Linked DNA regions of Mus musculus: regions 2, 3 and 4 are each linked to region 1. The links are chromatin loops, found by intact Hi-C in ENCODE. Cell type or tissue: left cerebral cortex. All regions are shown on one strand.

Region 1 (2,500 bases):
ACATAGTCCCTTTCTGAATTTTTCTCCAGTTGCTTAAAGCACCTTTTCACTGTTGGTTACTTCAAGTCAGTATCCAAGCTGCAGTTCAACTTTAAATATTAAGTTGATTGTAGGGTTGGCAAGATGGCTCAGCAATGAACGCACTTGCTGTCAAGCCGTCCCAGGACCTACACGGGAGAAGTAATGCAGCCATCCCTCCAAGTTGCCCTCTGACCTCCACACACACACAGTGGTATGTGCACACTTTACACATACACTCAATGAACAAATGTAATTTCTGAAGAGTCTGCTCTGTTCTTTAACAGTCACCTACTCCCACCCTCCCTATACACACACTTTCCCCTCTCGCTGTGGCGGGAGCACAAAGGACCTTGTGCTCACAGATAAGCCCTGGGGAAACCAGGAGTGTTAAGCAGGTTTGTCTCTCTCCAACAGGAGACATGTGTAACCTGTCTTTCTACCCAGAAGGCTGGAGTGGTGGTGGTCAACAACCTGGTGATTTGTGTGTTCTGAAGAGCCAGGCCACACCAAGCTACCACAGCCAGGACCTGAGATACTTAGTAGTCCAGGTGACCTTTGTGTTATCTGTATGGCCAGATCCCCACAGCCAGGCCCAGAGGTGGGATCCTCCCCTAGTCCCGTAAGATAACACATGTGGCCTCTCTCTAGAACCCATCTTCATAAAGCTTTTTTCTAAATTGTACTGTATACTTGCTATAAACCCTCTGGGTCTGACTCTAGAAGTCTGAACCAACATTGGCTGACTAAGTGAGGTTGAGACAGATTTTCTTCTTGCCTCCTGTGGGTTGTTACTTTGCAGGCCCTGGCTTCTGCAGTCACCTCCACATTCATTGATTTAATGGCTTGATGATTTGATTAATTGCTTCATCTTTGTGTCCAGGGTCCCAGTGCTTATTACTGTAATCTGAACTGGTTCTCATGATCTTCACAGACACAATGAGAGAGAAATGAAGGCATACGAATGATAATAGCATGCTCTACATTTAATTACACAGGCTTTGTTGAAACCAGAAGATCTGTGAGACTTCAGTATTGTTTATTTTTTGCCTGTAGTTTCCAACTCCTCTGCCACTGGAAAGCTTTTCTGAATCATTAAGCGGCTTTCTACTTACACTGTGCTTGTCAGGACTGCGGTAATCCAGTCTGTCACTTTGGTACTTACAGTCATAACGGCTTTCTTTCCTGAGGCTTTTAAATGATTTGTTTGGGTTTTATTATAGTGGGGGAGGTGCAGTGCCCTCAGAAGCCAGAAGATGGCACCAGATCTCCTGGCGCTCAAATTGCGGGCATTCCTGAGCTGGCATCCAAACTCTGATAACTTGGATAAGCTCATTCTGCTAAGCCATCTCTCCAGCTTCCTGAAGCAATTTACATGCACACACACACGCATGCGCGCGCGTACAAACACACACACACTCACACACCCATACACACAGACACACACGGAAACACACACACACACACACATACACACACACTCACACACCCATACACACAGACACACAGACACATACACACACGCACACACACACACACACACACACCCATACACACAGACACACACGGGCGCGCACACACACACACACACACACACACACTGTTTTTTAAAGAAATGTTTCTCTGTATCTCCCTGGCCATGCTGGAACTCACTCGGTAGTCCAATCTGGCCTTGAACTCAAGAGATCTGCCGCCTCTGCCTCCTGAGTGCCGGGACTAAAGGAATGTACCACACATGCCCAGTCTGATTTTGTTTGTTTGTTTGTTTGAATTTTGTATAGGTTTTAGCTCTAACTCAGACTAACCTAGAACTCACTGTATAACCCAGGCCAGCATGTAATTTGTGTCTCAGCCTCCCCAGGGTTGGCATGCACCACAATGTCTGGCCTATGGATGTAGAGAATAAAGGTACTTGGTTTTGTGTTTTGTTTTCTTTGTGGATAAAAGGTCTTATGTATAGAAAATTCCAGGAAGTGCATTGAAAAACAATCAGAACTAATGTAATGCGCTTGACATAGCTACAGGACACAAATAAAGATACAAAAGTCAGGGTATTTCTTTTTTAATTAACCAACTGAAAATGAAATTAAGAAAACAACTGTATTTAAAGTAACATCCAAAATAATAAAGAAAAAGCAAAAAGAACACAAAAGTTACATTCTCCAAACTACAAATTCTGTTTTGCAAGGCTCAGAAAGGCTGGGTGGGGTAGATCACACTTGCAATGCCAGCACACAGGAGGCAGAGGCAGGGGGATCAGTGTAAGACAGAGGCCTGGACTATAATAGATGGAGATCTGGGATAGCCAGGGCTCACAGCAAAACTGTCTATACACGTAAAATTAAAAATAAATACAGACAGCAAAGAAAACTTAAGTAAAAGCTAGGTGTGGTTCATGTGTGTAGTCCCAGCACTTGGGAGGTTGAAGCAGGGGGATTGCTGCAAGTTCAAGGCTAGCTTAGACTAAATAGTGAGCTCCAGA
Region 2 (2,500 bases), 160 kb after region 1:
CTGCCTGCATCTGGAAGCTGACTCCTGGGCCCCATTTCTCTGGTCCCTACATCTTTGCCTGTCCTTCCAGGGTCACCTAAGAAGGAAGCACACCTGACCCTCTTCAGAGGCAGGGCATTCTTGTAGCCTCCTTGTGGAACCCCTGTCCTGGGCCAAAGTCAGGTTTTTTTCATGGTGTATTTGGGGAAAGGGTCTCACAAGTATAGCCCAGGCTAGCCTTGTGATCTTCCTGCCTCAGCCTCCCACGTGCTGGGATCACCCATGGCTTTATTTTTTAATTAAAAAAAAAAAAAAGAAATAAAAAGGAACAGATATGACTGCTCCTAGGTATGACGAAGGAGAAAGTTTACAGTAGATCAGAAGAACAAAGCCAGAGGCAGCCACATCTGGGAGAGTTCAGAGTGATCCTGACCTTGTGAGGAGAGGGGGGAGGGGAAGGGAGCAGAAACCAGGTCCAGCTACCAGTAGGCCAAAGGTACAAAAGGGGCAGGTAGCCAGGACGGTTGCTTATAAAGGGAGGGGCAGTCCAGTCCCGTGGGCTGGGAGACAGGGTGTGCCAGTCATACCCTTGTAACAGCGACTGAGGGATGCTGGGAGAACCTGTTGACTGTCAGGTCCACTTTGATATATTAAGCAGGCGCCTCAGCCGTTTGTCCGGGGTTAATTTTCCTTCCCCTCCTTTGTCACCCACTCAGTCCCCTTACACTGTGCTTGCTGTCATCTTCCTGCTCAGCCACATCCAGCGGGAGGACAGCCTAAGTCCCAAGGCAGGGAGCTTTGTACCCTTCTAATGTAGCAAAGGGTTTGCTACAGTGGAACAACTTTATTCTTAGGGGAACTTGGTATCCAAGGAGTGTAGCTGTGTTCAGAAAATAGTAGTAAAACTGTCTGCAGGCTTTTACTAATGGCCATACTCAGCCTGTCTGAAGAGGCACAGACAGAACAAGGCTGCCTCCAGCGGGGCATCGGCAGCAAGAAAGTCAGGCCTCAGAACCAACTGTAGGGGCCAGGGAAGAGGACCCTGGAGAAGGCTGTCCACTCCACCTTTAACAAGTTATTTACTTTGAAAGAAACACACAGGGAGAGGGAAGTGGTGGGGGAGGGAGGAGGCCTGGTGAGACATCTCTGTGGAATGTGTCTCTGGCAGGACATCTGGTCCTGCCTTGGCCCCTCCTCCCTCCTCCTGCAGTCACAGAGTCATGCGGGCCAAGCTCCTATGATTTTGCTGAGCAAAGAGAGGGGGCAAAGTTACCACCCCATGCACCCATGGAAAGCAGTAAGCAGGCATCTAGCAGGGAAGTGGGTAAAAGAGGAGGAGACAGGGCCAGAGCGAGAGAACCTGAAAAGCAACATGCATGCCCCACGCTCGTGCGCACACAAGCCAGCTTAGCCCTGCATTGAAAAGTTCTGCTGGATTCCTAGAGACAACAGGAAGAGCCTACCCAAAAGCCCACCACAGGCTCTCTGCTGGGATCCAAGCACCCATTACTGCTCCTAAACTGGGAAAAGTAGCGGCCTCTAGTGGCCAGTAAGCCATCTGCAGATCTGTAGTGGGACAGAATCTTAGGCCCTTGATCCAGACTGCCCCAGGTTTGAAGCTCACTCCACAGCCCATGAGGACCACATCTTCCTCCCATCCCTAAATGCCGCTCCTCTTCCCACACCACATCTGGCCTCACATTGCTCGGATGGTGGGGTCCCCATGAACATAACGAAGAGCATGTTTATGTCAAAACCAACTTTAATAAAAAATAAATTACTTCTGGGGTGGGCATCATTTTCAGTGTGAAGTGGCGACTGGGGCTAGGATGTCTTATGCTGACGTTTCTCTTTTTCACCCTCGACACAAGTGGTCCCTGCCCTGGAGAGGTGTGGTCCTTCCCCAGTAAGGTAGGGTAGCAGTGGCTGATCCCTGCCCCTGCTAATGAGGGAGGTAGGAATACAGAGACTAGATAAGGCAGGGATGGGAACAACAGGGTAATTTAGAAGATGTGGAGACGAGGATTGGGGCACAGACCTGGAACTTCTGGGGGACACACACTATGTAGCTCAGATTAGTGTGGAAATATAACCTTGCTCTCTCCCCCTTTCTCCCCAGCCCAGAAAAGCATGAGGGATACAGGCACCGCCCACTTCCTATTCTTTCTCAAGCTGCTTTTGTGGAAGTGATAAACATACACAGGACAGACCCCCAGGCAGGTCAGGTACACTTCTTGAGCTATCACACTGTAGGTCTCTCACCCTGGAGGATCCCTCTGGCAAGGCTGAGACCAGGTGAAAAGCCAGAGGGTACAGAGCGGGCTAGTCAGTGGGTGGCACAAGAAAACCACGAAGGCAGGGTCTCTGGGACCCGTTTCAAGCCGGTTCCAGCTGGGACTGCTCCAGGACATGGGCACAAGAGCGGCAGCAGGTAGTTGTGTAGTAGGGGTAGACGCAGAGCCGGGCCTGTACCACCAGGGGGCAGTGTGGAGAGCTGTCCTTGCATTGGTCATCTGAGGAC
Region 3 (2,500 bases), 71 kb after region 1:
TAAGTTTTAAGGCCCTCTAAAACCATTTTTGAAGTGTTTATTCTGACTTTAAAATTCTGTAAGGATACACTTTTTACTTATGTTAAAACTGTACCATTTACTTGGTGCTATTAAAACAATGTTTGCTATTTTGATATAGTGTGTTATTAACAACTTTTTTTTTTTAATATTTATTTATTTATTATATGTAAGTACACTGTAGCTGTCTTCAGACACACCAGAAGAGGGCATCAGATTTCATTACAGATGGTTATGAGCCACCATGTGGTTGCTGGGATTTGAACTCATGACCTTTGGAAGAGCAGTCGGCACTCTTAACCGCTGAGCCATCTCACCAGCCCTATTAACAACTTTTAAATATGTATTTAGAGCAAAAATGATAAAAGCAATGGCCAATAAAAAAAAGACCGGCATCTTAATACCATGACTAAGATGCTCAGTGTGCAGGGTCTTTCAGGGCTTCTAGTTATTTAATTAACAGAAAGTGTTCAGCTATTAATTTTGAGAGAATTTAAGTAAGTATATCTTTCGCGAGGTGGACACATTTTAGAACTTTTGAGTGGTAGTGTGAACAATTGTTTTGCTGAGAGACCTGGAACCTAGCCCCACCCAAGCTATTTGCTTCCTTTGCTTCAGAAAAGGAAGACCTAAAAACTTGATCTGTTTCCGTCTTGTAATTTTAGCAGCCATATTCCAAACTGTACAGTAGCTACAGGATTATCAAAGTGGGATAACATCCCTCTAGAGCTGTTATGTGTGTAATAGTACCCATGCTGTTCAGTATAAACAGCACAAACCGAGTCAGATTACGTTTTTCTAGAGGCAAAGTTAAGCTCAGAGTTTACTCTTAGCCTTATTGCTTGGATGCCAACATTTCTTAACCAGCAGTGCCAATACAGACAGCTACAGAAAAACACCTGCTACACTGAAATTGGCCAACAGAATCCTTTCGTGATTGGCAGCACTGTGCTATCTCACAGAATACTTTGATTGGGTAATTTCATCGGGGTGGGATGCAGCCTTTTCCTCGCAGCCACCGAGGTTCCTTCATTGGACAGACCAGCTGTCAGGTTGAACCCAAACCTGCCTCCTTTTGGTGATGTTTGTCTGGATCGCAACACAATAGCCCGGAGGACCTCCCCTCGTAAGCTCCGATTGGCTAGAGTCAAACTTGGGGGTTTCTGATTGGCCCAATGAAGAAACACCAAGGTAGGTTGCCTAGTGATCCTGAGGAAGCTGATGTGTTATTCCCTCTCTGCAACGAAGGATCAGGAAGTTTGTACTCTCTGTGTGGCTGAGAAGTTTTTCACCTACTGGAACCCGCCTAGGGTACGGGAAACAGGTGCCCTCCAAAACGAGAGCGCGAACTGCAGCCTACGTCCCACTGCAGCTCAGGAGCAACGTCAGGTGAGCAAATATAACACTTCTTAACATCCAACAGAGCTGGTCAGTATTTTACTTTAGAGAGAAAGGGTGGTTTTTACTTATTTGTTGTTGCTCATCATGTTTTCAAGTAGGGTATTTTAACTAATAAGTGGCCACAGGGAAATGATGAATTCCTCAAAGAAAATTGCCCCCATTCTCCCCGGGGTGTTAAAGTTTCTTGGATTGGGTTTGGAAATAATGCCAAATGGAATTGGCACCCTAAGGCATTGTTCTGTGTTCTGTTCCTTCACTCTTCTTACTTCCCCTGAAAATTATATTTGAAATATACGCTTGTATGAAGAATTGTTTGTAAGACTCTTGGTGTGTATTTCTGGTGCTGTTTAATGAGTATATATTTATTTGAGCAGTTAAAACGTTAAAGATATTGTGCTAGTTGCTATGGAGAATATAAAAATTAAAAGATGACAATATTTCAGCCCTGGAGAAGTTTAATGTAACAGACAGCCATAACAAAAGAGGGACTATAATAAACATTTTAAAGGGCTTAAGTATAAATTTCTGTTTACATACAACTGAAGAAAAATCCATTTCTAAGTGTTTAATATATGCATAGTGGAGAGATAGAATTCACCTTAAGGCCTCACTTGTCTTTAGTAGGCCTTCAAAGACTGGACAGACAGTATTTAGGGAGGAAAGGAAAAGGAAGAAAACTCCAAGATCACAAGGATCAGAGGCAGAAAGAAAGCAAGATAAAATTGTTGAACTAGGCACAACCATAGCACATTTTAAATATTATTCTTTTGACCTCAAAGATATATAATTGCTGATAGTTTTTGACTTGCTTTTAATCATAAAAATTGACATTTATACCAGGCAGTGGTGACACACCTCTAATTCCAGCACTTGGGGAGCAGAGGCAGGTGGATCTCTAAGTTCAAGGCCAGCCTGGTCTACATAATGAATTCCAAGATAGCTAGGACATTTACACAGAGCAACCCTGTTTTGTTTCGTTCTAAACAAACGAAAAATAAAATACATTTACATTTGTATGAACTGTGCTAACTTTAAGCTTTATCACAGATGACTTAGACAAGTGTAATGCTTAGTATAAAAG
Region 4 (2,500 bases), 240 kb after region 1:
GTGTGCATTCTTCCTCGGGAGTCAACAATCATGCCTTTAGAAGAGGGTCTTTCTTTGGCAAAGAGCATCGCCAGCAGGCTAGGTTGGCTGACCAGATTACACGCACATGTCACCACACCCTTTTTATTTTTAACCTGAAACTATTATTTCATTTATTTATGGGTGGGGCACACATGCTACAGTGTGTGTGTGTGTGTGGGGGGGGGGTCAGAGGACAATTTTTAGGAGTCAGTTTCCTTCCACAAATTCATATTTCAGGTCCTTATGCTTGTGTGGTAATCAATTAAATGACTGACTGACCCCCCCCCCCAACCCTAACCCCCTCCCTGCCCAAAGACTACACCTTTCTGATGGGAAACAAAGAAAAAGAAAAAATGTAGCGGGACAATGGTGGCGCATGCCTTTAATCCCAGCACTTGGGAGACAGAGGCAGGCGGATTTCTGAGTTTGAGGTCAGCCTGGTCTACAGAGTGAGTTCCAGGACAGCCAGGGCTACACAGAGAAACCCTGTCTCGAAAAACCAAAGAGAAACAAAAAGATGCTTTCATTTTCTGACCGGGTGCAGAAAAGGACAGAAAAATAATTCTTGTAGGTAGAAAGGCTGGCTTGATACCTGATCTGATGGGCCAGTTGGTAAGGGGTTGTGTTCCATGCAACAGCATCTACCTTCTGGCCTTCAGGAAGTGATATCTTAATAGCCCGGGCTTTCTTCTGTGTCATACTTGCTAACTTTTTCACGTGAGCGGTCCATAGCTCCTCAAAAAGGCCAAATCGTTCTGCCAACCAATGTGGAGGAGTTGGTGCAGAGGCCTGGAGGAAAAGGCACGTTAGGAGGTATCGCGGGCTTATTTCCACTACTCCGGAATGGGGTCGTAGGGGTTATGGGTGTTTAAGAAGCATTGGTTTTAAGGTGGAAACTGGGTGACACTAGGTCTTAATTTGGGGATTCAAAGGAACCGCACATTTCCGAGTGGGGCAGCAGGGTCCAGGAGGGGCTGGACAGCCTGCCCCCTTGGACTCCGCTGGGCTAAATGGTTGGGAGCTTGGCGTACCTCACGCACGGTGTGGAGCTCGCAGCGGCGGAACTCTGGGAGTGGGAACCCAAGCCGGCGCCACCTCAGACAGAGACCCATGCTGTCTCAAATCGGTACCTCCATGCTCCGATCACCGCTTCTTCCTCACCAGGCTCCTCATTGGCTTCTAAGTCAGTAATATCCTTTCCTATTGGATAACATAGCCGCCATTCCGGCCGGGCACCACCCCCAGGAACTCCGCTGAGGTAGAACCCACACAGCAGCAGCCGCTCTGGGAAAGGTTCCGGTTGACCGGAAAGTGGAAGCTGTTGCACACACCTGCAGTCTGGGTTCCCAAAGTGACAAGAAGGCATCCAACTTTGAGGACAGGGCATACCTCCTGGGGCAAGAATGAGAGAAAAACAGGAAGTGGAAGTTAGTCATTTTCCTTTAATTATAAAATTTATTAAACATTCTTAAAGCTGACAAGAAACAAGTACAGACACTGGAACTAAACATTTAGTGTAAATCCTGGATCTGGCATTAAGTAGTTTTTTTTTTTTTAAGTAAACTTTCTGTAATCTCGATTTTTTAATCTATAAAACAAGAATAAAAATATATGTTCCATTCTGAAGGTACATTTTGTGTAAATTGCTCATCTCGGTGCTTGGTATATGATAATTAGCACCAGCAGCAAGACACTGGTTTTGTTGTTGTTTTTGTTCTCTTTTTCCCCTAGGCTGTCCTGGAACTCACTCTGTAGACCAGGCTGGCCTAGCACTCAGAAATCCACCAGCCTCTGCCTCCCGAGTGCTGGGATAAAAGGCGTGCACGCCCACTGCCCGGCTTGCAAGACACTGTTATTACCACTGAATGTAACAACTCTAAGACTATCTTGGTGGTCATTCCTTTGCAGTCGTGGTGGAGGGACTTTAGAGACCTCTTAATGTCACAGATGTGGAATTTAATCAATCAATCATTATTGCGTGTGTGTGAAGAATCTTTGAAGGCGTGGGCGGCACAGTTTTGTAGGTCACATGCTACCTTTCTGTGGCCACTTCTGTCCTTTCACTTTACATGGGTCTTAGGGGTCAAAGTCACGTTGCCAGGCTTGGGCAGTAAGTACCTGTTATCTGCTGAGCCATCTTACAGGTCTCAGATGTGGAATTCAAAGATTACAGAAGGTAGTTTAAGGTAAAAAACATGCGTGCCGATGAATCTGCAGTGTGCACTCTTCCAGCATACCTTGTTCTTTCCATAGTTTATTTCCAATAGACTCCCTGACCATCTTAGAGACATCCAACATCTTGTTCTCTGTTCCTTACATAAGCCTTTGGTCTCTCATCAGCACCCCACCTTCATCTTTCTTTATTCTTTCTTTGATCTCTCTCCATTAAATCTCAGATGCAGGGCTAGACATATTAGCTTTACACAGTAAAAACAGAAACACGGTCAGATGTGTGGAGAAGCATAAAGGGAAATGAACT

Evidence for each region. Hi-C counts contacts between places; a loop is a spot of excess contacts. Peaks named below come from ENCODE experiments on the same cell type or tissue, not always from the same donor. Only the 100,000 strongest peaks of a DNase experiment are listed, where the experiment ranks them.
Region 2: it touches region 1 in a loop (2.7-fold over the local background); 2 of 42 quality-filtered maps call a loop at or near these places.
Region 3: it touches region 1 in a loop (10-fold over the local background); 7 of 42 quality-filtered maps call a loop at or near these places.
Region 4: a loop joins it to region 1, with 2.1 times the contacts of the local background. A loop is called at or near these places in 5 of 42 quality-filtered maps.

What each region holds. Positions count from the first base shown.
Region 1 is chr3:95,516,372-95,518,871 of GRCm38, forward strand. No RefSeq gene overlaps it. Among named protein-coding and RNA genes, the nearest start is that of Gm40096, 6.9 kb to the right of the region's middle. In left cerebral cortex, a CTCF peak has its summit at 1,246 (motif pointing right); a DNase peak (open chromatin) is centred at 1,282.
Region 2 is chr3:95,674,478-95,676,977 of GRCm38, forward strand. It overlaps Adamtsl4 (ADAMTS-like 4), which reads right to left. Exons shown (of 18, transcript NM_144899.3): 18 at 1,724-2,492. The coding sequence ends at 2,356. It overlaps Gm52627 (a long non-coding RNA gene), which reads left to right. Exons shown (of 2, transcript XR_003954671.1): 2 at 1-1,765. Among named protein-coding and RNA genes, the nearest start is that of Gm52627, 3.6 kb to the left of the region's middle. In left cerebral cortex, CTCF peaks have their summits at 1,519 (motif pointing left), 1,718 and 2,450 (motif pointing right); DNase peaks (open chromatin) are centred at 1,503 and 2,454; H3K27ac peaks cover 2,358 bases.
Region 3 is chr3:95,587,728-95,590,227 of GRCm38, forward strand. It overlaps Hormad1 (HORMA domain containing 1), which reads left to right. Exons shown (of 15, transcript NM_001289532.1): 15 at 1-133. It overlaps Golph3l (golgi phosphoprotein 3-like), which reads left to right and starts at 1,207. Exons shown (of 5, transcript NM_146133.3): 1 at 1,207-1,407. The coding sequence starts at 1,240. Gm40097 (a long non-coding RNA gene) reads right to left here and starts at 1,090. Exons shown (of 3, transcript XR_867468.2): 1 at 918-1,090. In left cerebral cortex, a CTCF peak has its summit at 1,054; a DNase peak (open chromatin) is centred at 1,095; H3K4me3 peaks cover 1,735 bases; H3K27ac peaks cover 738 bases.
Region 4 is chr3:95,753,706-95,756,205 of GRCm38, forward strand. Tars2 (threonyl-tRNA synthetase 2, mitochondrial (putative)) reads right to left here and starts at 1,272. Exons shown (of 18, transcript NM_027931.3): 1 at 1,053-1,272; 2 at 614-810. The coding sequence starts at 1,133. In left cerebral cortex, no CTCF peak of the experiment used is centred here; a DNase peak (open chromatin) is centred at 1,241; H3K4me3 peaks cover 1,132 bases; H3K27ac peaks cover 435 bases.